Linked DNA regions of Homo sapiens: regions 1 and 3 are each linked to region 2. A link is a loop called in an ENCODE intact Hi-C map of the cell type or tissue named here. Cell type or tissue: mammary epithelial cell. All regions are shown on one strand. Links, peaks and the distances in the headings refer to the core of each region. The heading gives the core; the rest is flanking DNA. Region 1 has its middle 49 kb from the start of LINC02753. Region 2 has its middle 120 kb from the start of LINC02753. Region 3 overlaps ANO1 (anoctamin 1).

The links. Hi-C counts contacts between places; a loop is a spot of excess contacts. Peaks named below come from ENCODE experiments on the same cell type or tissue, not always from the same donor. Only the 100,000 strongest peaks of a DNase experiment are listed, where the experiment ranks them.
Region 1: a loop joins it to region 2, with 2.2 times the contacts of the local background. A loop is called at or near these places in 3 of 110 quality-filtered maps.
Region 3: it touches region 2 in a loop (2.4-fold over the local background); 2 of 110 quality-filtered maps call a loop at or near these places.

Annotation. Positions count from the first base shown.
Region 1 is chr11:70,011,249-70,021,156 of GRCh38, reverse strand. It overlaps a transcript of ANO1 not described here. Among named protein-coding and RNA genes, the nearest start is that of LINC02753, 49 kb to the left of the region's middle. In mammary epithelial cell, for the core only: no CTCF peak of the experiment used is centred there; a DNase peak (open chromatin) is centred at 3,986; H3K27ac peaks cover 3,324 bases.
Region 2 is chr11:69,945,364-69,955,271 of GRCh38, reverse strand. No RefSeq gene overlaps it. Among named protein-coding and RNA genes, the nearest start is that of LINC02753, 120 kb to the left of the region's middle. RefSeq lists an enhancer at 5,751-6,950. In mammary epithelial cell, for the core only: CTCF peaks have their summits at 5,030 (motif pointing left), 6,761 and 6,961; DNase peaks (open chromatin) are centred at 5,701, 6,601 and 6,931; H3K27ac peaks cover 2,882 bases.
Region 3 is chr11:70,123,841-70,133,748 of GRCh38, reverse strand. It overlaps ANO1 (anoctamin 1), which reads right to left. Exons shown (of 26, transcript NM_018043.7): 9 at 9,335-9,399; 10 at 7,554-7,688; 11 at 1,670-1,830. Among named protein-coding and RNA genes, the nearest start is that of ANO1, 50 kb to the right of the region's middle. RefSeq lists enhancers at 4,126-4,958, 9,748-9,908. In mammary epithelial cell, for the core only: a CTCF peak has its summit at 5,221; a DNase peak (open chromatin) is centred at 5,228; H3K27ac peaks cover 481 bases.

The DNA.
Region 1 (9,908 bases), core at 755-8,754, 66 kb before region 2:
GATTATGGGCATGCGTTTGGGAGCGTAGAAGATGGGGGTTCGAATCCCTCCTCCCCCTTGGCAGCTGAGTGAGTTTGGATATGAGTCATTCTTCCTTGCAGAAGAAATATGAATTCCCACAGCGAGTCCACGTGCTCACTTATGGCCTGTCTGTAAAGGACGCACCCAGCCCGACGCCCGCAGCGAAGCACCTCTCGGTAAGTAGCAGTTACGACCGCGAACGATGACTACGAATGAGAGGCTGAATGGTCACTGGGCCTGTTTTTCTAAAAAGGTTAGCTCTTTGTTTGTTTTGAATAGTCCAGCCTTTTGATGCTTGGAGAATGGGAATGCGTTTCGGGCTTGTTTCTGGGTTTAGTTCTCTGCTGAGACACCTCTGGGAGGCTTCCTCTAAGTCTGCCCCCTGGGTCTAAACTGGCACCCACACCCAGCACTCTGTCCCCCTCTGGGGAACCCATGTCATCCCAGGCTGTCGAGATGGACTCTGTGGGATTGGGTTAGGCTGAAGCTTCACACCGCAGCAGCGAAGAGGGGTGTGGAGTGTGTTCTTGGGGTTGGTAGGGAGGTGGGGACAAATACCCGTCTGGTGACCCTTGGCCGGACCCACTGAGCTGGGAAGGAAGAGGGCCTTTCCAGCTGTCTGAGGGAGGTGCTGCTTTTCCTCCTCCTGCCAAGGCTGGAGAGAGGCTCAAGGAGCCCCAGGGGCTGGGGGAGGGTGGACCAGTCTGACTCTTTCTTCAAAGGCATCTGGCAAGAGGGTGGCATAAGTGTCCTGTGCAGTGGAGTGCGGCTGTCCTGAGTGAGAACTGACCCCACCACCAGCAGAGATGATGAGGGTGGGTGGTGAGGATGGAAGAAGGGTGTGGGGGATTTCCTGTGGATAGGAAGTGGGCTGTTGGGCAGGAACTGGCAGGAGTGAGGGGTCCCAAGCTTTCGCTATCAGACACATGTGCTCATGGGGTCCAATTTGGATGTTTTCATTACCCCATGGACTAAACAATCCACAAGAGTACCCTCAAATGAGTCAGCTTTAAACATCTGCCCCAGCTGGGGGGATAGAAGCCCACCAGATCACCTAGCGCCCGCCCACCAAGCCTGACCTCCCTGCCCTGCTGGCCTCTCCCCAACCTTGGAGGGTCCGGGGGAAGCCTAGAGATTGGGGAGGGGAGAGGGAAGAGAAGCAGAAGCAGAGAGACCCAGAGCCAGGGGCCCTCGGCCCCCTTCCCACTCCGAGGCCTCAGCCTGGGGCTGGCTGGGCCGGTGAAGCCAGGAAGATGACGGTTTTCAGTGAAGACGTGCGTGGGACTGGACATTTCAGTGATCCACATGAGACCATGTTTTTGTGATTAAAAGTGGCTGGGAAAGCTTTCATTATGAGACGACCAGGAAGTCATGAGGCCTGCCCTAGAATTACCCAAGGGGCTGAGAAGAGCCAGCCCCAGACAGTGGTGGGTGGGTAAACTGGCCCTTGGAAAGAAAACACATGAAAGCTGACTTAGAGTGTTTGCCAATTGCGGAGGTGTAAACCTTCCCATCATGGCCCATTTTAAGCTCCCAGGGTGATGTCACTGAATGCATACTTGGGAAGATACAATTGGCTCGGGTGAGCTGAGTCCTGGTGAGCCCGTGTGAATTGGGTGAGCCGGCTCCTGCACACCCAGAGGGCAGGTCTGAAGGGGCACTGGGGGAAAACCTGGACCATTTCCTGCGGCACCCTCTCGAGTCCTGTTCCTTAATGTAACGGTTTCCTTGCTTTCTTTCCCTTTAGAACATCCCTTTCCTCCTCACATTTTATGTTTGCATGCGTGTGTGCATGTGTGTGTGCGTGCGTGTGTGTGCATGTGCATGGCATGTGTGTAGCGTGGGTTGTGAGTCCATAGACGGGGGAGTGAATGTGTGTGTGTGTGTGTGTGGGGGGGTTCTTCTTTCCCTCCCCTGCATCCCAAGGTGCAGGAGAACAGCACACTATTTTGATCACTGCTAAACCCCTTCCACAGAGGCCTGCTTAGGTCTGGCTCAGAACAGGCTCTCAACATTTGTTGAACGAATGAATAAATGAATGAATGGGGCACCTCCTCCAAGAAGCCCTCCCTGGCACCCAGGTGAGGACAGGCCCCCCTCCGCCACATGGCTGCACAATGCCATGGACTTTGCGTACTTATTGCCGCAGGATTTTCTCCCTTCCATGGACTCTAACTGTGTGTGAACGGCTGGGAGGAAGCTCCTCTGCAGCTGAGACTGAGGCTGCCTATTTTTGGCCATGTCCCCGGTACTGAGCTCCATGCCCAGCACTTAGCAGGTCCTCAGTAAATATTCCCACCAGATGAACAGATGCATAATGAATGTGTGGTCTCTTGCTGGCACAGACTCAGGGGATGGGCTTCAGCCTGAGGCCCAGGTTTGTTCTTCAGTCTTTCCGTTGCCTTGGAGTATCTGTCCGATGGGCTACATCCTGCTGCAGCAACAGTCATGCCCTGGTCCTCAGAACTTCCAAAAACACTTTATTTTCTGCTTGTGCTTCCAATGTCCAAGCCAGGTTGGGAGGGGGTTCTGCTCAGTGTAGTCTGGAAGGGTCTGGGCAGGTGGTGCAGCTACGGTCCCAAACACTGTCAGGCACAGAGAGTGCAGTGGAGTCTAGAAGCAGCGGAGAACTGCTCCAGCTCAGAAGCGAGCCATGTCACCTCCACTCACGGCTTGAGAGCTAGGACCAGCTCACAGCCCACCTGCCCACAAAGGGCCAGGAAGCACCATCCATCCATGATGCTGGAAGGGTCTTGAAATTCTTTATTTTTTTTTCATAGAGACAAGGTCTCATTCTGTTGCCCAAGCTGGAGTGCAGTGGTGTGATCACAGCTCACTGCAGCCTCGACCTCCTGGACTCAAGAGATCCTTCCACCTCAGCCTCCTGAGTAGCTGGGACTGCAGGTGTGTGCCCCCATGCACAGCTAAATTTAAAATTTTTTTTGTAGATATGGGGTCTTGCTCTGTTGCCCAGACTGATCTCTTACTCCTGGGCTCAAGAGACCCTCCTACCTCAGCCTCCCAAAGTGCTGGAATTATAGGCATGAGCCACCATGCCTGGCCTCTTCATAAGTTTTGAGCAAAGCCTGCATTTTTGTTTTGGACTGGGCCCCACAAACTATGTAACTGGTTCTGATGGGATGGATGGTTGGGGAAGCTGATCTTTCTTGGAGGGGATTGAGGAAAACTCTCAGAGACCATCAGGGAAAGGGGGCTGGAGTTGCAGGCAGGGGGTAGCTAGAACCTGCCCATGAGCCACTGAGGATAGGCATATGGGTTTGTTTGTGTAAAAGGCTTCATTAAAAATGGGAAAATAGGCCAGGTACTGTGGCTCATGCCTGTAATTCCAGAGCTTTGGGTGGCTGAGGTGGGAGGATTGCTTGAGCCCAGGGAGTTCAAGACCAGCCTGGACAATATAGTGAGACCCTGTCTCCACACAAAAATAATTTAAAAATTAGCTGGGTGTGGTGGTGCACACCCGTAATCCCAGCTACTCGGAAGGCTGAGGTGGGAGGCTCCCTTGAGCTTGGGAGTCAAGGCTGCAGTGAGACATGACCATGCCACTGTACTCCAGCCTGGGTGACAGAGTAAGACAAAAAAGAAAGAAAGAAAGGAAGGAAGGAGGGAGGGAGGGAGGGAAGTAAAGGAGGAAGGGAGGGAGGGAAGGAGGGAAGGAAGGAAGGAAGGAATGAAGGAAGGAAGGAAGGAAGAAAACTGTTGCCCAGGCTGGTCTTGAACTCCTGGCCTTAAGTGAAAAAAATAAAAATGAAAATCAAAATGGGAAACACGCTCTGGGCTGAAAAAGAATTTCATTTGATCCCCAAAGAGTTTCCTTTATGATTCATTGTGTAGACTTTTTGCAGTTCCGTTGGGGTAGGGGAAAAAGAAACCACAAAAACTGTAAGTTCACAAGAAAAGCATTATTAGGGCGTCTGGCCTTTGTTCGGACCGCTAAGCCTCATCCTCCTCCGGATGGGGAGAGAAGACACACCTTGGCCCGCGTGGGATTTTGTTCATTCATCAAACAAGTATTTGGCTGAGCCCTGCTCTGTGCCAGGCATCTTTCTAAGGAAGTGGGCAGTGAGCCCTGCAGACAGGAATCCTTGCCCCCGGCAGCCTGGATTCTAGAGGGGAAGAAAGACCGGGAAAAGAAAGAAAGTAAACTAAGTAGAATCTCTAGTACGAAGCACAGTGACACTTGGTAGAAGAGTTAAGCAGGGGCAGGATGTCTGAGGGACAGAGGGCTGCAGTGTGAGACAAGCAGCTGGGAAATGGCCTGGTTTAGTCACAGATCTTGGTAGAAGCCCTGTATCGATAGCAGATTCCCTATCTCCTTTGCCCACAATGTCTAGAGTGCAGCCAGATTAAGGGTGAGCCCCACAGCCCTACTTTGGGGCCTGGCTTGAGCCGTGACCCTCTGCAACTCTTTTGCAGACCCTGAGGTCCCTGGCGGGATTGTGCAGGAAGACAAATGAGGCTGCCACTGAAATGCATGCCCCGCGCTCCCAGGAGCTCCCAAGCCTGACGGTGGCAGAGCGGAGCCCCTACAGCGTCCTAGTTTTAGCTCTCTCTGTGGAATTCCCCATCCGCAGCATCCCAGGCTGGCCACTGTCCTGTGACCACAATCACATGACCCCAGAGGGGCTGAGGAATGGTGCTTGGACCACCTCATCTTCTCTTCACTTCCAGATCCAGGTTCAACAGCATAGGTAAGCCGCCACCATATCCGATTGCTGGTTTTCACTCCCATCACGCATTCTCAAATTCCATTACTTTTGCCAAAATGCACATAGAAATTGCAAGGACGTCAGGCCTGGCACGGTGGCTTATGCCTGTAATCCCAGCACTCTGGGAGGCTGAGGTGGGTGGACCATGAGGTCAGCAGTTTGAGACCAGCCTGGCCAACATAGTGAAACCCTGTCTCTACTAAAAATACAAAAATTAGCTGGGCGTGGTGGCGTGCACCTGTAGTCCCAGCTACTTAGGAGGCCGAAGCAGGAGAATTCATTGAACCAAGGAGGCAGAGGTTGCGGTGAACCGAGATTGCACCACTGCACTCCAGCCTGGGCAACAGAGTGAGACTCCGTTTCAAAAAAAAAGAAAAAAAAAAAGAAAGAAAGGAAAAGAAATCCCAAGGAAGCCAAGCAGTTCATCGTCTGCACCCCTGTTGCTGTAAGGTCTACCAGCGCAGATGGCAGGGAGGCAGGATAGTGTGTCCGGGAATGGAGTGCATTGCTCACGGCTGTGTGGCTGTGGACATGTCTCAGCATCTCTCCTTGTGGAGTCGCGTGGACCCTGCCCAGCACCCTCTCCCAGGCCCTTCTGGGTCCCTTGTGGGGCTGCAGGATGACGTATCCGAGGACCTGGGGACCACAGCTGCTGCAGTCCCTGGGTGCTCCCATCTTTCCCAGTGATGAGCCAGGAGCCGAGGAGGTGATCTCCGACCACTCGGCACAGTGCCCTAGACAGAGGTGAGAAGACAGCTTGGGCAAAAGTAGCTCTCCAGATGGCCCAGTGAGCCACGTGGAAGTGGTGACACCAGCAGGAGCCCGTATCAGAGTGAGCTCCAAGGCAGGGCCAAAGGAAAGTGCAGTCCCACCACCCTCAGACACATCAAGAACAGGGTCTCCTCTGCCCCACCCGCCCAGGGCTGGGCTGCCTCCGGGTCAGTGAGTGAGCACGCCGGGTGACACTTCTTGCGATGAGGCTGAACCTGCGCTGGGCCATATCCCGGTGCCTTCTGGATCATATCCCCCTGAGGGCAGGGAGCACCTGGATTGTTTAAAAAAAAATTGCCCTGCACAGAGTAGGTCATCAATACATAAATATCTAGTCACTGGGCCCAAAGAGGAGGGAAAACATTTCCTGAGAAATTAACTCTCTGGTATTTAACCTGCCTTTCTCTGTGGCTTGGGGATTTTCAGGTTTTTCAGCAGACAATCACAACCATGAAAACGCCCAAAATGGCTCCATGAATGGAACGATAAAAAGACCAAAGAGATGGACACTAGCACAAAAACTTACGAGCCAAAAGGGACAGTGGCCTGCCGAGCCCTGGGCACAATTATTGAGAATTGCTATTGGTCCACGTGTCTCCATCCCCCCGGCCTCCACCCTAGACCTGGCCACCTCTTCTCTCCCCTGGATTCCCTGAAGCACCCTCAGTCTGGCCTTCCCACTCCTGTTGCCCACTCTCCATGCCATAGCCAAAGCGATCTTTTATAAAGGCAAGATTGTGCCACTGCATTCCAACCTGAGCGACAGCAAGACCCAGCCTCTAAAAAAAAAAAAAAGAAAAAAAAAAAACAAAAACAAAAATAAAAAAGGACAAACAAGTACTGAGGATGCAGAGCATCCGGAACTCCCTTGCAGGGCTGTGGGAGCATCAGCTGGAACCGCTGCTTTGGAAAACGGCGAGGTATCATTTCTTAGAGCCGAAACTGTATGAACCCACAACCCAGCAATCCTGCTCCCAGCATACTCTCAACAGGAGTGTTCCCAGACGTTCCCCAAGAGACCTTCACAAGACCACCAGATAGAGCAGCACTGCTCCCAGTCACCCCAAACACCCACAGACCAGCAGCAGCAGCCTGGGCAGGCCACGTGTGGTGGACTCCCAAGTGCAAGAGGACTCGGCAGTGACGGTGAGTGAACTAGAACTGCACAGAGCAGCACGGAGGAATCTCGGGAGCAGAGGGCTTGCGGGAAAGGAGTCGGGCACACAAGGATAAGCTCTGCAACGGCATTGATGTTGACATCAAAACCAGGCAAAACTGCTCTATGGTGTTGGAGGCAAAGGAGCGGCTCAGGGGCGGGGAGTGGGGTGCCCTGAAGAGCTCCTGCACGTTGTCCTTGGTGGGGGGGTGGGGGGGTTGCAATCTTTTCCTTTATCTTAGTGCTAGTCACATGAGTGAGTTCACATTGTGAAAATACGCTGAGCTCCTAAGGAGTGAATTGTGCTTCCCCCCCAGTTGATATGTTAAAACTCTCACCCGCAATGGAACTGTATTTGGAGAAAGGGCCTTTAAGGGGGAAACTGAGGTTAAACTACGGCCCCATGGGACCCTGATCAGATAGGACTGTGTTCTTATAAGAAGAGGAAGAGACACCAGAGATCTCTCTCTCTCTCTCTCTGTCCGTGCACAGAGAAGAGGCCAAGTGAAGACCCAAGGAGGAGGTGGCCATCTAGAAGCCAGGGAGACAGGCCTCAGCAGGAACCAGGCTTGGCAGCGCCCTGACCTCAGACTTCCAGCCTTTAGAGCTGTAAGACAACACATTCATGCTGTTGAAGCCTAGTCAGTGACACTTTTTCTTTTCTTTTCTTTTCTTTTTTTTAGATGGAGGCTCACTCTGTCACCCAGGCTGGAGTGCAGTGGCGCGATCTCGGTTCATGGCAACCTCCGCTTCCCGAGTTTGGACGATTCTCCTGCCTCAGCCTCCTGAGTAGCTGGGACTTGAGGCATGCGTCACCACACCTGGCTAATTTTTTGTTTTGTTTTGTTTTGTTTTGTTTTGTTTTAGTGGAGACGGGGTTTCACCATGTTGGCCAGGCTGGTCTCAAACTCCTGGCCTCAGGTGATCCCCCTGCCTCTGCCTTGGCCTCCCAAAGTGCTGGGATTACAAGTGTAAGTCACCACGCCCAGCTGACACTTTGTTATGGCAGCCCTCGATGACCAATAATGTATGCCTGGGACATGTGTGCTTTTCTCTATGTATGATAGATTCAATCAAAACCTCCTTTTTTAAAAAAAAGGCAAGCCTGGTGTGGCCCTGCTGTTTGCAATCTTCCCCTAGCTTCTTGTCTTCTCTTAAGATCAAGTCCAAATTTGCAACGTGATCTTGAAGGCCAGTATGATCTGGCCCCTGTTGGCCTCTCTAGCCTTGGCCACTGCTGTGGCTACACTGACCTCATTTCAGTTGCTTGAACATGCCAGGCACTTCCTGCCTCAGGACTTTTGCACTGCTGGCCTCTCTGCCTAACACACTTTCTCCATGTTTTTGCCCGGCAAGTTTCTACTCATCCTTCAGGTCCCGGATTAAATGTGGTTTTTTGTTAGGGAGGTTTTCCTGATCCCACATTGGGTCAGATCCCTCTGGTGTAAATTCTCAAAGCACCTGCCCTTTTCCTTCATTGCGCCCCTCTCAGTTGGAAATAAATGAAATATTGTTGCCTATTGTCTGCCTTCCCCACTACACAGTGAACTTTCTGAGGGCATGGTTGGTCTTGTTGTCCAGTGGGACCGCCCTGCTCACTGTGAATGAAAGGATGGATGGATGAAAAAGCAAATGAATGGATGGACGTGTGGATGAATAGATGAAATAATAATAGATGTATGGATGGATGAATAGATGGGCAAATGGATGGATGAATGTGTGGACGAATAGATAGATGAAAGAATGGATGGATGGATGGATGGAATAATGGATGGATGGATGGATGGATGAAGGAAAGGACGGATAGATGGAATAATGGATGGATAGATAGATGGAACAATGGATGGATGGATGACTAGACAAAGGGGATGGATGAATGTGTGAATGAATAGATTGCCAGATGAATGAATGGATAGATAGATACAACAATGGATGGATAGATAGATGGAACAATGGATGGATGGATGGATGAAAGAATGGATGAGTGAATAGATGTACAAATGGATAGATGAATTTGTGGACAAATAGATAGATGAATGAATGGATAGATGGATGGAGTAATGGGTGGATGGATGGATGAATGGATGAAGGAAAGGATGGATAGATGGAATAATGGATGGATGGATGGATGAAGGAAAGGATGGATAGATGGAATAACGGATGGATAGATAGATGGAACAATGGATGGATGGATGGGTGAAAGGATGGATGGATGAATAGATGGACAAATGGATGGATGAATGTGTGAATGAATAGATAGATTGCTGGATGGATGAATGGATAGATAGATACAACAATGGATGGATAGATAGATGGAACAATGGATGGATGGATGGATGAAAGAATGGATGAGTGAATAGATGGACAAATGGATATGTGGATGTCTGCATGAATAGACAGATTGATAGATGAATGAATGGTTAGATCCAACAATGGATGGATAGATAGATGGAACAATGGATGGATGGATGGATGGATGGAAAGATGGATGGATGGATGGATAGATGGGTGGATGAATAGATGGAAAAATGGATGAATGGCTGGTTGGTTGGATGAATGGATGGAGGAATGAACTTATGGAAAAATGGCTGGATTGGTGGCTATCAATTCTCAGTAAATAGATCTTCCACAAGTAACAATTCTTATTTACAACGACTTTGCTATTACAGCCATCTATTGATCCTTTGAGGTGCGTGGATGCTGCAAGAATGAGTCAACACTCAGCACTCTGCAGATTTTCAGGGGATGATCTAAGAATACACTTCCAAGCTTTCATCGATGAGGCAAATAGTGGACCTCTTCAAATATTTATGTTCTTAAACTGCTAATGTTTGGAAACACCTAGAAAATACTCCTAACTGAGATGCTTCATCTTAGAATCCCTACATGAGGCCTTCCAGCTATATAGAAGTTGTAGAGGTGGGGGGTTGTGGGAGAGTGGAATTTATTGAAAATGGATGAAGGATATGTCCCCAGTACCAGAGTGGGTGATGTGAAAAGATTCTGGTCTGAGTACCTGGGTGTGTGGGAAGCTGGCACATACTGGCAGCATGGCTGCTGTGGGTACCAGAAGCCCAAAGGGTGCTCCTGTGTGAGCTGCAAGGTCAGACAGGCAGAGATGGGGTAGGTCCTAAACTCACCTGGCTGACAGGCACTAAATGTCCTGACACCCACTTAACTGCTGAAGGACACTTCCCATCCTTCCCTCCCCTGCTCACTCCAGCCAAACTCCA
Region 2 (9,908 bases), core at 659-8,658:
GGGGGTCCCAAGAGGTAAGGAGAAGAATGCCTCATTTCAGAGCCGGCCTCACAGGCGTGGGACCCCTGCAGTCCCAGAGAGCCCTGCCTCAGGCAGGCCCTACGCTTGGTTTCATGCTCAGCAAGCTCTTAATTACTTTGTCATTGACCTTGTGGTTTTGAGTGAGAGCTGATGGAGGGTGCACGAGAGCAAAGGATACAGGTGTGCAAAGATGTTCACCCTTCACTGCCACCCATTTGCAGACAGCGTCCCTGGTACAAATACTCATAAAGCACAGAGTCCGAGGCACCCGCGATGCCTGGGCGTTCAGTGGAGCCCAAAGTGAGGACAAGGTCAGTGTGCGAAGGCTGAGTGCCCGGGACCCTAACAGCCCCTCGGGCCACGTATTCCACTCAAGCCAGAATTCACAGAAGAAGGCAAGAGAGTTCTAAGAAACACAGACGACCAAGCAGGCCATCCTGTCATTTCTTACTGCTAGCCGGCCCCTGACACTGGAAATGGTGACCTAGAGGGGACGGAAAAGAAGTGAAATAAAAACAGCTGAGATGATTTTCTGCTGTGCTTCCACTACTCTTGCAGAATCTAAAATACACAGGTAGGCCGGGCATAGTGGCTTGCACCTGAAATCCCAGTACTTTGGGAGGCTGAGGTGCGCGGATCACTTGAGGTCAGGAGTTCGAGACCAGCCTGGCCAATATGATGGGACCCTGTCTCTACTAAAAACACGAAATAAGTTAGGTGGGCTTGGTGGCGGGTGCTGTAGTCCCAGCTACTTGGGAGGCTGAAGCAGGGGAATTGTTTGAATCCTGGAGGTGGAGGTTACAGTGAGCCAAGATCACGCCACTGCACTCCAGCCTGGGAGACAGAGTGAGACCCTGTCTAAAAAAAAAAAAACCAAAAAAACAGGTTGGGCGTGGTGGCTCACGTCAGTAATCCCAGCACTTTGGGAGGCCGAGGCGGGTGGATCACCTAAGGTCGGGGTTCGAGACCAGCCTGATCAACATGGAGAAACCCCATCTCTACTAAAAATACAAAATTAGCTGGGCGTGGTGGCGCATGCCTGTAATCCCAGCTACTCGGGAGGCTGAGGCAAGAGAATCGCTTGAACCCAGGAGGCAAATGTTGCGGTGAGCCGAGATCGTGCCACTGCACTCCAGCCTGGGCAATAAGAGTGAAACTCGGTCTCAAAATAAATAAATAAAATATATAGGTATGTATGAGCTATGAGATCCGAATGGTGTAATTTCCATGATTCTACACGTGTGTTAAATGCTCTTCTAGTTGCATCTTGCAAGGTAAACATGAGCATGCTGAGATGCATGCCAATCATTTAACATTTTAACTTTGCTCTATGACAACAGGAAAGGCAAACAAAAAAACATCATAAGAAGCCAAGAAAGGGGCTGCAGATGAGAGGAAAAAGCTGTCTACTTTTGTGCCTTGAGTCATGTTTCTTTTCTCTGTTTTGTGAACAAGGGGCCCCACATTTTCATTTTGCACTGGGCCCTGCAAACCATGTAGCCAGGCTGGCCCGATTTTCATCTGCCTTCTTACAGGGCTCTTTGCTTATGAATGTCTCTCCAGTAAATGCATCCATTCATTCGCGCCACAACACAGGAGACCACTTTGCTACCTGGGTGCCCTGTGACAGGTGGGGCACCGAGGTGTCTGCTCCCTCCCGCCTCTCCTCTGCCCCGGAGAGTGGAGCAGCCTGGGCCTTCCCTCCACCAGGATTCAGGTCCCTCAGCACAGCGTTCATTCCTGCACCACCTGCTTTGCCCAGCTGCGCTGTGATTGCGGACTTCACTCAGCCTCCATCCCTCCTCCAGTCTTGCCAGCAAAGCTCCAGCTCTAAACTGGATTGTTCCATCCAAAGGTGCTGCTGGCTCATGATTTCAGGGACTCCTCATCCCCACAGGATAAAATACATTCTGCTCCTGCATGGGCTCCTGCCCATCCACATTTCCCTCACCCTAACCATGGCTCTCTTTTGCTGGGGAACCCCTGGCCACCAAGACAAACCATGTGGGCTTCAACATGCCTCTCCCACAGTTCAGAAGTCCCCGCTTCCTCTTCAAGCTGGTCTTTTCCAGCGCCGAATTGTCTGTGAAGATGATGCCGTCCCTCTCCCCCTTCCCCATCTGGGAGACCCTCCTTGTAAGGGTTCTGGGCTTCCCTGGCTAGCTTGCTCTGTCCCTGTCTCTTTCTCGATCTCAGTCTCTGTCTCTCACCTGTCTCTCCTTTTCTCTGTCCCTGTCTCTCTATGCCTGTATTTCTGTTTCTCTCTCTCTCTCGCTATCTCTGTCTCTGTTTCTTTTTCTGTCTCTCTGTCTCCCTCTGTGTGTGTCTCTCTCTGTCTGCTTCTGTCTCTCTCTCTCTTCTCAAATCTTTCCTTGTTTTTTAGAGCTGCCTGTTCATCTGCCTGCTCCACAACAGGGAAACCATAATGACCACACTCATCGTCTTCTTATCATAAACTGTGTGTATGGTACACGGGCCCAGTGCTTGGCTGTGCTCACGGCGCACCAGCTCTTCTCACCCCATAAACTGTGTATGGCACACGGGCCCAGTGCTTGGCTGTGCTCACGGCCCACCAGCTCTTCTCACCCCATAAACTGTGTATGGTACATGGGCCCAGTGCTTGGCTGTGCTCATGGCCCACCAGCTCTTCTCACCCCATAAACTGTGTATGGCACACGGGCCCAGTGCTTGGCTGTGCTCACGGCCCACCAGCTCTTCTCACCCCATAAACTGTGTATGGTACATGGGCCCAGTGCTTGGCTGTGCTCACAGCCCACCAGCTCTTCTCACCCCGTAAACCGTATATGGTACATGAGCTCGGTGCTTGGCTGTGCTCACGGCGCGCGGGCTCTCGCCCCGTCTGCCTGCTGGGCTGCAGACCTCACTCACCCTCCCTTGCTCCTGTGAATCCCTTTGGCTATTGGGTTCTGGCGTGGATCCTCAGAGAGGTGCTCTCATTCTCCCTGTTCTCCAGATGAGGCACCTGGAGCTCTGAGAATCTGAGTGACTGATTCAGTGAGCCTGGCTCTGCCCACCCCTGCCCTGGCCCAGGCAGACCAGGTGCTTCCTAGACATCTGTGGGGCCTTCACCTGCCTGACCTGACCCTGAGTCAGGAGATGCCAGGACACTGGGCTCAGCTGACAGAGGGGCCCTCTGCCCACCTCCCAGCTGACAGGAGACAGGGGTGCCGAGTGGTGGGGAGCTGGTGGTCGTGTCCCTGACCCCCGAAGGCAGGGTCCTGTGAGAAGGAGCCCACGTTGGTCAGGGAGCCCTTCACGGACGCCACCATGGTGAGTCATGGGCTTCTGTAAGCAAGGCTGGCCCTGCGTCACTCGAGTGACCCCCATGTCTCTGAAACTGTCCAAGGGAGGCTGAGAAGGGCTTGAGCTCCTGGGGCCCAGGGAGGTATGAGCCCTGTGGTTTTCCCTATGGGTAAAGGCAGGCTCTGTCCACTTTGGATCCACCACTGAGGATGGGTGGGGCATTGGGAATTCAAATTAGTCTCCGGATGCTACTCCTGGGCAGCTTAACTCTGGCCAAGTTCACTTCGGTGAAAACGGAGGGTCTTCTGGGGGCAGCGAGGATCTCAGGATGGTGCTGCGGAGTTCAGGGTCCACAGAAGGCAGTCCTTTTAGGGTCTCTGGTGTGGAGGCCAGCATCCCCTTGACCTGCCCAGAGCTCAGTCCCTCGAGGCCTCAGTCCAGGGCCACCTGTCCACCATCCTACCTGGGCCCCCTATCCTCATGGGGGGCCAGGACAGAAACATTCGGTGCAGAGGCGAGAGGAGGAAGGAACTCACAAAGAGCAGGAGTGATGTTGAGGCTGTGGCTCCAGGGGTGACCTGCTCCACCCACCCCCTCCAGGTATCCCCCCAACACTGCCCATGTTTCCTTTGACTTGGGTGTGAAGCCCACCAATTAGTGAATAATTAGGCTCTGAAACCACTTCTGTAGAGAATGCTCCTAGCTCTTAGAGGGGTCACTATCTATCAGCCACTCTCACTTTAGTGTGAATTTGTTTGTGCAGTGTGCTTTCCTGCTAACACCCAAATGAAGATGCCCTGCACTGCTGGGACAGGCTCTCTTGGGGTGTGTCTGGGATCCCAGGACACGGAGGAAGGTGAGTGCTACCCGTGGGAGCTTGAGCAAGCAGCACTGGGACAAACAAAACTGCCAAATAAAGGAGGAAGGAGGACAAAGTCCCATTTCTTCTGTTTCAAAATGTTCCTAATAGTGCGGTCCTGAGTTGAGGAAAGGAGAACTTGTTCTTCCTCCTCTTTCTCTTCCCTTCCCCCGGTGCCTCTCCCTGCCCAGCTTCCCCTACTCCTCCTCCACCTCCAACCCAGGGTCCTACTCCCAGAACTCAGGATCCAGGCCGTTATCATCAGCGTCAGACTTCAGTTCCAACTGGCAGGGTGTCAGGTGGAGTGAAATGTCACTTTTTTTTATTGTGGTGAAGGGTGGGAAGGTGCTATCTGCTTTTCTGACTGGAGGGATAAAGAGAGTGGTGGCGTGGAGAAAGGCTAGGTCTGTGGGGTCTGGAGAGGATGAGAGCAGAACCTTCTGTGCCTGACAATCTCCTTCTCTCCAGGACCCCTGTTGAGCTGGTTGCTGGGAAGGACGTGGCCAGATCTGTCCAGGGAGCAAGGAGCCTCTTGGTGGGATGGGAGTAGGAGCCCTGGCCCCCTTAAGAGACTCTTGGATGGACTAGAATGGTTCCAACTGAGGTTCACGGACAGTAGAGGGCCCTGAGAACCCACAGTGCTCAACGGGACCCCACCCACCGGCTTCCCAGCTGAGCACAAGGTTGCAGGGAGTTGGTCCTGCCTATGTAGCGATGGGGGCTCCTGATGGGGAACAGTGGCGAGCCTTGAATCCACAGCCCTTTGGAGCCAAGCATGGGGCACCAGGAGGGCCTGAGCAGGTCCCCCCATGGCAGGGAGCCTGGATGCACAACCCAGTGTTCAACAGCGACACCCTGTGGTGGCAACAGAAACAACCTCGGTCAAACCAGGGGCTCTGTGGATTGATGGTCTAGTGCCCTCTGTCTTTGGCTTGGAAATCAGAGTGAATCCTATGGGCTGTGTAAGTCCTAATGTTCTTGGACGGTCTACATCAGTGGGTGAGTCTTCAGGAGGAAGAGTCTAGGCTTCCAGCTAAGATGGGCAATGATGGTACAATGAATTGGAAAATGAATCGATTGTTTAGGAAGCGACTGCACCCATATCTAGGTGGGTCCTAGTCATTCTGCTAGTCGTATCCCCATGGGCTGCACGTGTGTGGGTGCTGGACCCGGCACTTTGTTTTCCTGGGATGCATTTTCCTGCTGAAGCAAACAGCTCTCTCTCTCTTCCCCCATGACCTGTGGAACTTGGTCAGCCGCATCCAGTTCTTGTGACTTTCCAAAGTGTTCGACAAGGTCCCTCGGTCACTCTCAGGGTCTCCTGGCTCCATGGGCTGAATGGTGAGCCAATAAGCCAGCCTCCCTGCCTCCTTCCAGCCCTTCTGGGGGCCAGTGTGGGCACCTGCCACACTGCAGCACCCAGAGGCAGAGTAGGGTCATGGGTGAGGCCAGCACAGGACAGCCTTGCACTTGGAAGGGAAATCCCTTCATTCTCAGGAATGCAGGCCCACACTGTCTCATTGTTCCTGCCCAGTTTGTCATCCAAAGAGCTGCCTCACCACTCCGGGAGAGGGCTGGCCTGTGTGAGTCACCAAGAAGTCCCCGGTGGGGAGCCTGATTCTTTGCACTGGGGGTGACATCACCCAGCAAGTCCAACTTGACCCATAAGCCCCGATGGCCAATTCCAAAGCAGTGCATGTGCCCGGGAAGATGGCCACATCCGTGAGCTTCTGCTCCGCATCCTGATCCTGCTAGGAGCCAGGGCCTGGTTTACCCCAAATTCTTCCCAGCAGTGGACTTAATGGGCCACCCCAGGTCCCTAAGAGCCACCCTCCACCCTCCTCCCCAGCCCTGTGCCCTGGGCGCTGACCTACAGGGCTGTGCATGCCCCCACATCCTCCTTGCCCTGTGTCCTCTGTTCAGTTTGGCTGATGGGAGAATAATTTTCAGGGGAGAGAGAAGTTGAGGAATGTGTCCCTGGCTCCCTGTCTGCCATGGCCTGGTTCCTTTGCTAAAGGAGGTGGCTTCTCCTGGGTGGTCCTTCCTCCAGCCTGGCTCCAGCCTGTTCGGCCCCCTTTGGGATGAAAGACTCCACAGCTCCCACCTGCTGCTGCCAGTGGGGGGGCTCTGGGCACGCCCCCTTCCTTGGGTTTCCCCTTTCTCTGCTCACACCTTTTATAATAGTCCCTTCATTACACTCTCTCAGATCCCCCTTTCGGGTGGGTCACCGTCACCCCTCCTTATTGGCACGCTTCTAGGGATGGGGCCTCATTCCTCCAGGAGGCCGGGCAGCACAGGCTGCCAGAGGGCTCTTTCTCTAATCGTTTAAAATCTGTCCCTTATCACGGCCACTCCTGCTCATGAGGACAGCACAGCCGGCTGCTCCCTCCACCGTGAGTCAGCCTCGCAGATATCAGGAGGCCTCCAGCCCAGCGCTCCTGGAAGTTTGAGCCACCCTGTCCTGTCCTGCCCCTCCCCTGCCCGGTCTTTGTTCTCTGGACACACCCTGGTGACTCAGGGTCCCCTTGACGAAGTGAGCCCAGTGTGAAGTTGTGCCCCCTTCGCTGGTGTCAGGCAATGGAGGGGCTCAGATCAGCAGGGAAGACCCAGGACCTGGAGGCCGGTGGGGAGCAGGGCTGGGGAAGCTACTCCGCACTCACTCGTGGGCACGTCTAGGAGAGCAGTAGGGTGGGGGCTCGCTGAGGCTGTCTGTGGACTCAGCATTGCCCACCCAGCACAGGCTCTGGGACGCCACGTGCACGCTCACTGTGAGGGGCAAAGGCTGCCCTGGCAACCAGGAGGAACCGCAGCTCCACCTGGCTGTGAGTCAAAAATACCAGGGAGTTTTAAAAAAGCACCAGTACCCAGGGCCTTTCATAGACCCACAGAACCAGACTCTCCAGGGATTTCAAGAAAGTTCTCGAAGGATCCTGAAGTACAGGAGGTTGGGGCGTGTGGCCTGGATATGGCCATCGCTGGCTGCAGGGCCGAGCCGGTCAGCTCAGGTGGGTGCCATGGGATGGGGCGAGGCCGGCCATTTTCCCTGTGCCAAGGAACACCCAGGTGAACTGGGATGGGTGTCACTCAGAGCTGAGGCCCTTGGGAGATTTCCATGAGCTGTAATGCTCAGAGCCTTGGGGTTGCCCCAATGTTTCAGAGTATTCAATGGGCCTGAACGGGACCACTGACCTCTCCGGGTTTTCATCTCTTTGTTTCACAATGTAGAACATTTGGGAAGGATGGAATCTGGACGCGTGGGTTTCCCTGCCTCTAGGCTTCTGAATTCTGTCTTGAGCTCACACGAAAGGTGGCTTTGCCTCTAGATTGCTTCTAGAGTTGTGGCAACTTTATGCAAGTCAGATCAAAGTGCTCCTTCTACAAGACACACCATTTCCACCCAGCAGAAAATCATGCAAAGATGCAGAGGTGCAGTGCCTGTGCTGAGAACAGTGCTCCTAAGGTGCCGCACTCTCCTGCAAGGCAAAATGCATACCGATGTGGGGGCGCGGCTTCCACTGAAATCCAGGCAAACTCTGAACTTGGAGGTTTTATATTTAGGTTGTATTAGTAATTTTCAATTCATAATTCATAATAAATACTTGTATTATTAATTATTATAATTAATACTTGTATTATTAATTATTATAGTTAATAATAACTAATTATTATAATTAATTATATATTAAAATATATTAAAAATATATTAAAATATATTGTATATAAAATATAATATAATTAATTATATATTTAAAAATATAATTAATAATAACTAATTATATTATAATTAATAGATAATTAATATTATGATTATTAATAACTAATAATTAACTATGATAATTAATAATAACTCATAATTAATAATTAATAATTAATAAAGGAACAGAGGGGAAGAGTTGCTATGGACTGAATGTTCGTGTACCCCCAACATTCATATGTGGAAACCCTAATCTTCAATGAGATGGGTTTGGGAGGTGGGGCCTTTGGGAGGTGATGAGGTCATGAGCTTGTGGTCCTCATGATGGGATTAGAGTCCTTACCAGAAGAGAGGCAAAGAAATGCTTTCTCTGTGTGTCTCCGTCTCTGTGTGTCTCTGTCTCTCTGTCTCTGTCTCTGTGTCTCTCTGTGTGTCCCTGTGTGTCTCTGTCTCTGTGTCTCTCTGTGTGTCTGTGTGTCTCTGTGTCTCTCTCTGTGTGTGTCTCTGTGTCTCTGTATGTCCCTGTGTCTCTGTGTCTCTGTCTCTGTTTCTCTCCCCACCGTGTGGGCACACAGTGAGAAAACAGCTGTATTAGTCATGCTGCCTATAAAGACATACCCAAGACTGGGCAATTTACAAAAGAAAGAGGTTTAATTGGACTTAAGTTCCATATGGCTGGGGAAGCCTCACAATCTTGGCGGAAGGCAAGGAGGACCAAGTCCTGTCTTACACGGATGGCAGCAGACAAACAGAGAATTTGCCACTCCAAGGCAAATGGCCTCAAACACCCCCATAAACGCGTCTTTTCTCTACCACAGGTGTCTGTTTTTGTTTGCTTCCCTCTTTGTGGCCATCAGAGCTCCACCTTCTCTGCCCGCCTCCTGCCAAGTGCCTCTTCTCTAAGTCCTAAGCTCCCCCACACGATGTCAGATCCCCTTCAGCCAAAGCCAAAACCCCTGATAAAACCCTCAGATCTCATGAGACTTATGTTCACTACCACGAGAACAGTATGGGGGAAACTGCCCCATGATTCAATTATCCCCCAGCGACTCCCTCCCACAACACGTGGGAATTATGGGAGTAAAATTCCAAGATGAGATTTGGGTGGGGACACAGCCAATCCATATCAACGGCTATCTGCAAACTAGGAATGGAGTAAGTGAGCCCTCACCAGACACTGTGTCTGCCAGAACCTTGGTGCTGGACTTCCAGCTTCCAGAAATGTAAGTAATAAATGCCTGCTGTTGCTAAGCCCCTCAGCAACAAGACATCAAGCTAAAAAGACAGACGAGCACATAGCACTCCATGGCAAATGGCCTCAAACATTCCCATAAACACATCTTTTCTCTACCACAGGTAGAGTCCTTACTCTTGTTTCCCTCTTGTGGCCATCAGAGCTCCACCTTCTCTGCCCACCTCCTGCCAAGTGCCTCTTCTCTAAGTCCTCAGCTCCCCCACATGATATCAAATCTCCTTCAGCAAAGATAAGCCTGCTTCCTTGAGAGGCCTCCCTATTAACAGAGCAGGGGTACCACCATGTTAAAGCTTAAGCCTCAGCTTGGAGGGGTCATGTCCCTCCCACCTCTGCCCCCGTGGCTTACCATAGTATGCCTTCTAATTACATCTGCACTCCCCGGCAGGCATTCTGGTAAGTAGAGTTTCCCCATTTTGTTTCATACAGAGGAGCACAAAGAAGAAAATTAAAACCATAAGCAATCTTGCTGTTGGAAGGTATCTTTTATTAGTCTTTAGTCCACTGTGAAGCACCTTTCTATGATGTTGGGTTTCCCTGATTTGGAGCATCCCTGAAACATATAACTCACTCACTCACCTACCCAGCCTTTCACCTACCCATCTACCCACATATCTATCCATCCATCCATCCATCCATCCATCCATCCACCCACCCATCCATCCATCCATCCAGTTACCCACATATCCACCCATCCATTTATCCATCATTCATTCACACATCAACCCATCCACCCATCTATCCATTCATCATCTGTTCATCCATCCACTCACATAGCTATCCATTAATCCATCCAGCCAGCCATCTATCATCCATCC
Region 3 (9,908 bases), core at 1,160-9,159, 180 kb before region 2:
CTGCGCCAAGCAGGAGGATAACCTGAGCCTGTCGGCTTCCTCGGCTTCATGGGGAATTCTCTTATGCACTGTTGGAGAGAACACCAGCCCCGAATGCAGCCTCCGGAGCAGGGGAGGAGGCTGCCGAGCTGTGTAGGGACAGGGCTCGGGCCTGGAGAGGACGGAGGCGCCATAAGGATGAAGAGGGGAGGAGCATGCAGACCCCAGAGCTGGGTGCTGGTGCTTCAGTCCCTCTCTGCCCAACCTGCTGGGTGCTTCTGTGCAGGCCAGAGACCCGGCTCTACCTTCATCCTCTGAACCTCCTCTAGGTTTCCAGCCTCCCCCGAGCAGCTGCTCCTTGGTCAGGAGGTGCCTGAGCCGGAATCACAGGCCATACTTCGAGGTGCTCTCCATGGAGGATGCTGGCAAGGCTTTGGCAATGCCAGCCAATGCTCTGCTTACTGATGGGGCACGGTACTGAATCCTAGGTCTGATCTTCAGGATCAGCACGCTGGCGGGTAAGGGCCACACAGAGCCCCGCAACCTGGCTGGCCTCTGTCCTCACTGGTCAAACAATTGCCTTTTCAGTCCACATTTGCCCCTTGCCTACCCACAGAGCACACAGGGCAGTGCCAAGCGGGTACAGCTGCAGGTGAGGTGGCGCTATTCTGGCCCCGGGAGCCTGCCCCAAGCAGGGGTACGAGGTGGGACGGAGAGGCCCCTCTGTCTCTACACCTGGTCTCTCTGCCACAAATGCTGCCTCCCCCACACCCATGTCAACTCATCTGAAGGGCCTCACACCTCTTCCAGAAAGCCCTCCTGAACTCCCTCCAGCGCTGTCTCTGTGCCTGGCCCCATCTCCTACAAGGTGGGAGCTCACAGGTAAGGATGGGGGCTTAAGTGCCCGGCGTGGGGCCAGGCCTGGGAGATGGCTCAGCACAGGCTGCCCACTGTGGGCATCTCAAAGCTGGCACAGGCTGAGACACGGGGCTGCAGAGGACAGAATGGGCCTGCTTGCTCACCCAGAACCTCTGTAGAAATGCATTCAGCCACCACTTACCAACCTCCCAAGCCCCGAAAGCTGGAGTTGGGAGTCGGGTAGGACTGGGGTTAGGGAATCTTCCTGGAGGAGGAGGCCAGTGCCTTAGGTTTGCATGGCAGTGGAGCCCAGTGGCAATCAGGAGCTGAGTGACCCCAGGCGATTCCCAACTCTCTTAGGCCTTCGCCTCCTTATCCGAAAATGGGCACATGAAGCCTGCAGGGATGCTGAGGGCTCTAGTGAGACACGGTGCCTCCGGGACCTGGCCCAGGTCAGCTTTCCTTCAGGCTGTGGTGGTCGCCAGCTGCAGCAGGGATGGAGGCAGGACCCTCGGGCCTCCCTGCTCTAAATCAGCTGCCCTTCACAGGCCAGCATACCCTGGTGTCAGGATTTCTCAGAGCAAAACGTCCCTCCTAGGCTTTTCCTAAGGGACTCTTTGCTGGGTCAGGAGAACCCGTGTCTCTCCTGATGCACTGCGCACCCCAGTAACCTGAACACAAAACAGGGGTCGTTTCCACCAGCCCCCTTCCCCTATGTTTTTTCCCGACAACCCCTGCCTGAGGATGATTTCGCAAAGACAGACAGAAGCAGCCTAGGTACCACTCAGACTCACCACTGCCCAAAAACCCAGTGCTCTGGAGCCCTGCTTACCCCAGAGGGCCATGAAGACAGAGAAGAAGACCGTGGCGGGGTTGTCGAAGAGGTGGCTGGCGCGGGCCGTGGCGCAGGCTGAGCTCATCTTCCAGTAGCTGCAGGTCTTGTCGCAAAGCGGGCACATGGTGATATTGTGTCTCTGGTCACACATCTCCATGCTGCAAGAGAGGGGGCAGCCCTGGAGTCACCTTGTTGGGCCATGATGGAGCACCTCCTGGGTGCCGAGCTGGCCTGGGAGAAAGCGCTGGGCCCAAGCTGGGGGTTGGCGAGGGTCCCTCAGGTCCATGCCATAGTGGACATAAGCCGGGTGCTTAGCCATGCCCTGTCCCTCCTTGCCATCCAGGGCAGCTTCACAGGCGTGTGACCCATGCTGTTGCACCAGCCCTGAGCTCAGCAGGGCCTCATGCTTGGTTTAATGCTCCCCTGTTGCTGCCTTAAAACACACAATGGGACGGGCGTGGTGACTCACGCCTGTAATCCCAGTACTTTGGGAGGCCAAGGCGGGCGGATCACCTGAGGTCAGGGGTTCAAGACCAGCCTGGCCAAAATGGTGAAACCCTGTCTCTACTAAAAACACAAAAATTAGCCGGGCATGGTGGCACGCGCCTGTGATCCCAGCTACTCGGGAGGCTGAGGCAGAAGAATCGCTTGAACCCTGGAGGCAGAGGTTGCAGGGAGCCCAGATCACGTCACTGCACTCCAGCCTGGGTGACAGAGCGAGACTCCATCTCAACACAGACGCGCACACACACACACACACACACACACACACATTGATTTTTGAACTAAAGACCTGCATTTTCTTCTTGCATGGGGCCCTGCAACCTCTGTTGCCGGCCTTGGAGGTGGACTCACCCAGACCTGCTTTGTGGTAGATGGGCCCTGGAACATTCACCTCTGGGGTGACCCTGAGGCAGCAGCCTCTGCAGCCTATCCTTGAGCCACTTCTAGGAGAGGCAGAGTTCCCAGCCTGCCCCCATATAATCGGCAGGCACGGTCAAGGCTTGTGCCAATAGCAAATGCTAGCCAGGTCTTTATGTTATAAGGCCTTGGAAAACAGTGAGATGATGAGGGCCCTTGCTCTGTGCCAGGCGCCGTCTATGAGCGGTTCACACAGCATCTCCATCCGCCTGGTGGGGCGGCTGCCTTGGACGTGGCCTGGGTGCTCTGGACACAGGAGGTGGAGAAACGGGGATCCCAGGACTCTTCTCTGGGAGAACGGGGGCTGGGCCGGAAGGAATAGGTCCCCAGCTGCCCGGTGCAGCGGAGGCCCACCCTGTAGGCTCACTCGGGAAGCCGGGGGGGCCTGCCAGGGATGATGGGTCCCGCTCAGTGCAGGCTTCTGCTTTGCTGAGCACAGGTGAGCCTGGGGCCAGATCCCAACTACTGTGGCCAGGAGAGAGGATCTTCATGATGCCTGAGACTCATCTCTGTGCCTCCTCCCCAGCACTGACTTACTCCCACTAATATTAGAAAATACTAATACTTCCAGGCTATCGGCGGCGAGAGCAGGAGCCTCATTACTGGCAGGCACAGATGTTCCACCTCACTTGGACCAGCACTGGGGACTGTTGCAATCCCAGAGCCCAGAGAGGGGAAGTAACTTGTTCAGGGCCACGCAGCAGAGTGGGAATGGAATCCTGGTCTGTGTGTATCTTCAAAGCCCAAGCACTGCCGGCTCTCATCTACTGCTCAAGGGCCATGGGGGGCTCCTTGTGGAAGTTGGGTGGCCTGAACTGGGCCCTCAACTGACTACTCATACCCTCCGTGGCCCTGGCCAAGTCCTTTAGCCTCAGATTCAGTTTTTCGTTCTGGAAAATGAGGAGGGGTCAGAATAAGGTCCCTTCCTGCTCTGGCCTGCTTTGAACTTTCTCCTTTCTGCTGCCTTGGACAAGGCTCTGGGCTCTAAGTACACACCCTGGCTGGTTGGGTCGGAGGGTGATGTGGGGGGATGCTGAAGTGGGTGTTTGTTTTTTGACTTTCTGGATATGCTGAACTTATGCGCAGAACCATGCCTGGTCCACAGCAGCTGGTGCTTAATAAACGTCCCTTGCAAGGCTCTGAAGGGCCTCCTCTGTGCCCAGCATCATGGGCATTCTGGTTCAATTCTCTTCCTTCAGGTACAGTCCCTAAACATTTATTAAAAAGTGGTGTAGGGCCAGGCACGGTGGCTCATGCCTGTAATCCCAGCACTGGGAGGCCGAGGCAGGCAGATCACTCGAGGTCAGGAGTTTGAGACCAGCCTGGCCAACATGGTGAAACCCCGTCTCTACTAAAAATACAAACATTAGCCTGGCATGTAATCCCAGCCTGTAATCCCAGCTACTCGGGAGGCTGAGGCAGGAGAATTGCTTGAACCTGGGAGGTGGAGGTTGCATTGAGTCGAGATCACACCACTGTACTCCAGCCTGGGCGACAGAGTGAGACTCTGTGTCAAAAAAAAAAAAAGGCGGGGGGTGGGGTGTAGGTACTGCATGTATCTGGCACAAAAGATGGATAGGTTAAGAAGAATTCATTGCAGCCACAGCCTGGAGCATGGAGGAAGTGTGTGTGTGTGCATGGGAGCAGGGGTCGGGCAGGGTGAGTAGGCACACACAGCCGTTGGGAGAACCTGCACTCTACGGTCAGCTAGCTCTGGGTTTGTATCTCAGCTCTTGCATTTTGTGATCCGTGTGGCCTTAGTTTTCCCGGCTGCAGAATGGGGTTGCTGATAGTGAAGAGAAGCCGTGTTAATAGGTTGTCAGGAGGATTAAACAACCAACAACCAACACGAGTGTGGCCCTTGGAACAGTGCCTGGCACCCCTCGGCCATCACGTGGTCACCAACGCTGTTGTCATTATTATGCAATAGCCAAGCACTTTGCAGCAGCAGTGAGTTTTAAACACGAGCCAGGAGCCGGCCTTTCGGGGTTTATCTCATGCCCCTCACTCAGCCTCCTCTCTTCTGAGGGCCTCTTGAGGGCAGAAGAAAGCAGCGTTTTGGGGGGTTGGGGGCAGGACGTCCCCAGTTGGGCACAACGCGAGCCCCTCTTCCAGAGAACAGGCATGTGGAAGGCCATCCCCATCATCGCCAGCATGTGGCCCAGGCCACAGTGACCACCTGGACTGAGGATGGCCTGGAGTCCACAGTGGTGGGACTGGGGACAGGCAGGGCCAAGGCGTACACCAACGGCCTGCCCATGAGCCCTACCGCTCTCCTAGGCTCTCCTCCCTGCCCACCTCAGCTTCTCGCACAAACACCATCAGCCCAACAAGAAGCCTTTTTCTGCTGGTTTTAAATCCCCCTCCGCCTCTCACTTCACCGCCTTTAGCCAAAATACAAAGAGCAGGAAGCTCTCTTCTTCAGAGAGGACCGGAGGTACAAGGGCAGCAGGCGGCTCCATGCTGGGGCTTCCCTGCAAGCTTGGTGGGGATGGGGCGGAAGCTGCAGGGAGCACGCACCTCCCGCTTCGCTCCAGGTCGCCTGCTGGGCAGAGGCCTTGGCTTTGGCCTCATCTCCGCCCACAGCGGCTGAATCCTGAGTAACTGCTGTTTGCATTTCTGACCATGTGGTGGAAGGGCCGAGCTGGCATGGCCAACCCCTGGGCTGGCAGAGCCTCCCTGCTGGGGCCACCCTCCAAGGGAAGGAAGGAAGGAAGATGGAGGTCCCCCAGGCTTCCTCCAGGGCTCATGGGGAGAATCCTCACCTTACACTCACCATTTTCCTCCGGCTTTGAGCTCCTAGCCTAAAGCCAGCCTTACAATCCCCACCAAGTCTGGACTACCTTGATCTTTACCACAACCAAACCCAAGTGCCCAGGACCTCATACCATATTAGCAAACAAAGGGAAACCTTTCTCCTGCCTAGGACCAAATTAACACCAAAAGGGAGATAAGCCAGATTCCTCAGAGCTTTGATTCGGGGGTGGGGGTGGGGTGGAATATTTTAGGTGTTATTCATGTATCAAAACATCACTTAAACAAAAATTGACCAGATATGGTCTTTTTGTGCTGCAAAGAGTCAGTTTCTTTCCTAAGACTGATTGGGTCTTTACAGACAGGCTCAGTGGATACATTTTCTAAACTATACCTCTGCTTTAGAGATACTTGGCAGGAGTGGTTCGAAAAATAACCAAACTAACATTTTAGGGCTTTTCTGAGACTTGGAGCCCTTGCAGGGCAGGGTCAGCCCAAATTCCCCTTTATAGTCAATTCCCTGGCAGAGCGATTTGCACGCTGAAGGCACTGCCTGTCGGCATAGAAACCCTGCCAGAGGTTGGGAGCCTGGAATTATCCTTAGGTTCATGTCAGGAAATCTAAGAAACAGCTACAAAAGCAAGCACCAGAGGGACTCTGCACACTGAGGCTGAGCTTCTCAAAACTTGACTCTTTTTTTTTTTGGCTACAGGGCCCCACTCTGTTCCCCCAGGCTGGAGTGCAGTGGTGAGACCATGGCTCACTGTGGCCTCGACCTCCCGGGCTCAAGGGATCCTCCAACCTTAGCCTCCCAATGTGTTGGCATTACAGGCATGCGCCATCGCACCAGGCAAAACTGGACTCTTGTTCTGAAGTCATGTGGGGGAACTGGGCCCCTGAGCGAGGCGAGGCTGTCTCAGGTCTGGGCCTTCTTTTCCGAGCTCCCTGACGTCTGACATACCCTTGGTGAACAGCAGAAGGCACATCGGATCTACATTCAGATGCCTGCCTATGCTGTGGGATGCAATCCTCCCTTATGGAACAGTTCCTGCAGAATTTCTCGGGGCCGTGCAGATAAGGGAAGCAGGCAGCCTTAGGAAGCTGGGCAGGTGGAACCTACTGTACAGCCCACGAGCGCCAGCCTGCACTGAGGCCACTAGCATTCGCATCTCACCTCCCGGGAGCACCAGCCTGCACCGAGGCCTCTAGCATTCATGTCTCACTTCCTGCAAGCACCAGCCTGCACCGAAGCCTCTAGCGTTCACGTCTCACCTCCTGGGAGCACCAGACTGCACCGAGGCCTCTAGCGTTCATGTCTCACTTCCCGCAAGCACCAGCCTGCACCGAGGCCTCTAGTGTTCACGTCTCACCTCCTGGGAGCACCAGCCTGTACCGAGGCCTCTAGCATTCATGTCTCACCTCCCGCAAGTGCCAGCCTGCACCGAGGCCTCTAGCGTTCACGTCTCACCTCCTGGGAGCACCAGCCTGTACCGAGGCCTCTAGCATTCATGTCTCACCTCCCGCAAGTGCCAGCCTGCACCGAGGCCTCTAGCGTTCACGTCTCACCTCCTGGGAGCACCAGCCTGTACCGAGGCCTCTAGCATTCACGTCTCACCTCCCGCAAGTGCCAGCCTGCACCGAAGTCTGGCATTCACGCTCACCTCCCGCAAGCACCAGCCTGCACCGAGGCCTCTGGCATCCATGTCTCACCTCCCGCAAGTACCAGCCTGCACCGAAGCCTAGCATTCATGCTCACCTCCCGCGAACACCAGCCAGCACTGAGGCCTCTGGCATCCATGTCTCACCTCCCGCAAGTACCAGCCTACACTGAAGCCCCTAGCATTCATGCCTCACCTCCCGGCCACACAAGGAAACAGAAAACTTTCTTGTCACTAATGACCAACAGTGAAAAAGAACAAGCCAACCATAACAACTTTTAAAGAATGAAAATGGTCAGATGTTTCTTTTATGCCTTTCTCTTAACAATAAAACATAGCCTAGCACAGATGGGCCTGAGAAGGACTCCCAGACTCCTAGATGGCTTCGAACCATGTCCTTTCCTCCTGACGGCTCGTGGCTTGGCGTGAGGTTTCATGTGTACAGGAATTGGTGTGAGAGGCCAGTGTCCCAATGAATTGTGCAGCTGGGATGGCAGGAGAGGGCTCCTCTGTGTACTGCGGGGTGGTGGGGGTGGGCTGCCGCCTACCTGGGGATGTTTTCATCCATGGTGGCGCATCCGTACAGGAAGACAATGATTCCCACGATGGAGGCAGGGATGAGCATCTGGGTGTACACGCCCAGCCAGGCGAAGTACAGGCCGATCTTCTCCCCAAAATACTTCCTACACCAGGGGAGCAGAGCAGAGTCAAGCCCACTGTCATTCAATACTAGCAGGGAAACATGTCACAGGCCCTCCCCAGCAAGAGCAACTCAAACCAGGGGCACTGGTTCCCTCATCCCAGAAGCAGAGAGTGGGGTCCTGGGCCGCCCCATCAGGTTGGGGGTGCTCTCTGCTTTTCTGAAGCCCTCCCCTCTTCTCTCTTTTTTTGTTTTTTTTTGAGATGGAGTCTCGCTCTGTTGCCCAGGCTGGAGTGCAGTGGCGCTATCTCGGCTCACTGCAAGCTCCACCTCCCGCGTTCACGCCATTCTCCTGCCTCAGCCTCCCGAGTAGCTGGGACTACAGGAGCCCGCCACCACGCCCGGCTAATTTTTTGTATTTTTAGTAGAGATGGAGTTTCGCCGTGTTAGCCAGGATGGTCTCAATGTCCTGACCTCGTGATCCGCCCCCTTCGGCCTCCCAAAGTGCTGGGATTACAGGCGTGAGCCACCGTGCCCAGCCTCTTCTCTTTCTTTTTCTTTTCCTTTCTTTCTTTTTTTTTTTTTTTGAGATAGAGTTTTGCTCCTGTTGCCCAGGCTGGAGCGCAGTGGCACAATCTCGGCTCACTGCAACCTCCGCCTCTCAGGTTCAAGCGATTCTCCTGCCTCAGCCTCCTGAGTAGCTGGGACTACAGATGCTTGCCACCACGCCCATTGCATTTATTTATTTATTTATTTATTTTGAGATGGAGTCTTGCTCTGTCGCCCAGGCTGCAGTGCAGTGGCGCGATCTCGGCTCACTGCAACCTCCGCCTCTCGGGTTCAAGCGATTCTCCTGCCTCAGCCTCCCTAGTAGCTGGGACTATAGGCATGCACCATCACTGCCAGCTAACTTTTGTATTTTGGGTAGAGACGGGGTTTCACCATGTTGGCCAGGCTGGTCTCGAACTCCTGACCTCAAGTAATCCACCTGCCTCAGCCTCCCAAAGTGCTGCGATTACAGGCGTGAGCCACCGCGCCCGGTCCCCACTTCTCTGTGGTGCCTTGGGAAGGTGGGCGCTTTTCCGTGTGCGATGGCCCATGCTGATGGCTGTGGGCCTACTTCCCCTGAGGCTGTGGGCTCCATTCCAAGCCCTGTTCAGCATAAGGACTGGAAAGAACCTTGGCCGGGAGGTGCCAAGAAAACCAATTGCTCCTCATATTAAGCGTGGTTGGCAGTTTGATGGCTTGAATGGATTTCTACCAGTCGAGCTCTGGCGGGCAAGTTGCCTAACCTGGTCGGCCCCTCCTTCCTGCCCTGTGAGGACAGAGATCCTCTTGGGAGAGAAGAAATCCTTCCACATTTGAGGCAGCTCTTTCCTTCCCCTCCACGTCTCAAATCCGGAAAACCCTCCCGCCGCCCAGTGAGGCCAGGCCAGGCAGTGAATTTAGGAGATGGTAAATGTGACTGAAAAGGGCCCGACCTCCAGGGAATTTGAATAAACTGCTTCATCTAATGCTGGCCCAGGCTCTCAGCCCTGCAGGGACATTTTGGGTCTTCCTACACAAGCTCTTTGAGTTCAAACACGTTCCCGGGTACTGAACATTCAGAGCGGTTGAAACCCACAGGGATGTTATCCGACTGCCATCGGAGTAGGGACTTGATTCCCGCAGGCTGTGGCGCGTTCTTACCTGACCAGGTCGATGGGCTGGTACTTATAGAAAACTCCATAGCGTGCCCACTCTTCGTACAGGAGCTGAGGGGGAGGAAGCAGTGGGGTTGGTGACAATGTGGCACTCCGAGGTTGCTCCCCGGAACGCAGAGCTGCGGGGACTGAGCCTCCGTGACATCATTCATTCATCCCATAAACACTTCTTGAGAGTGGGCTGTGTGGGCTGTGAACGTGGGGATGGGAAAGAAGCTTCTGGCAGGTTATGGAATGTGAGCTCTTTGTGATTTGACCTGGAATTGATCTAAATGGGCCAGACGCTGTACGGCTTCTTACCTTTAGGGTTTTTGGTCATCCCCATCAGACACCAAACCATTCTTTATAAAGGTCACAAAGTCACCAGGGTTTTGAGCAGAGAAATACCAGTGGTGAAATTTTAAAAACTCTCACGGGATGCAAAGATACTCGAGGTTTATCTCCTGAGATGGGCTGTCTGATTAAAACAGCTCTTCATGAAATAAGTGAAATTGACACACACCCTGTTACCCCCCCAGGCTTTGGGCAGGGACAGTAATGAGTTTGGTGGATTGGAAGCC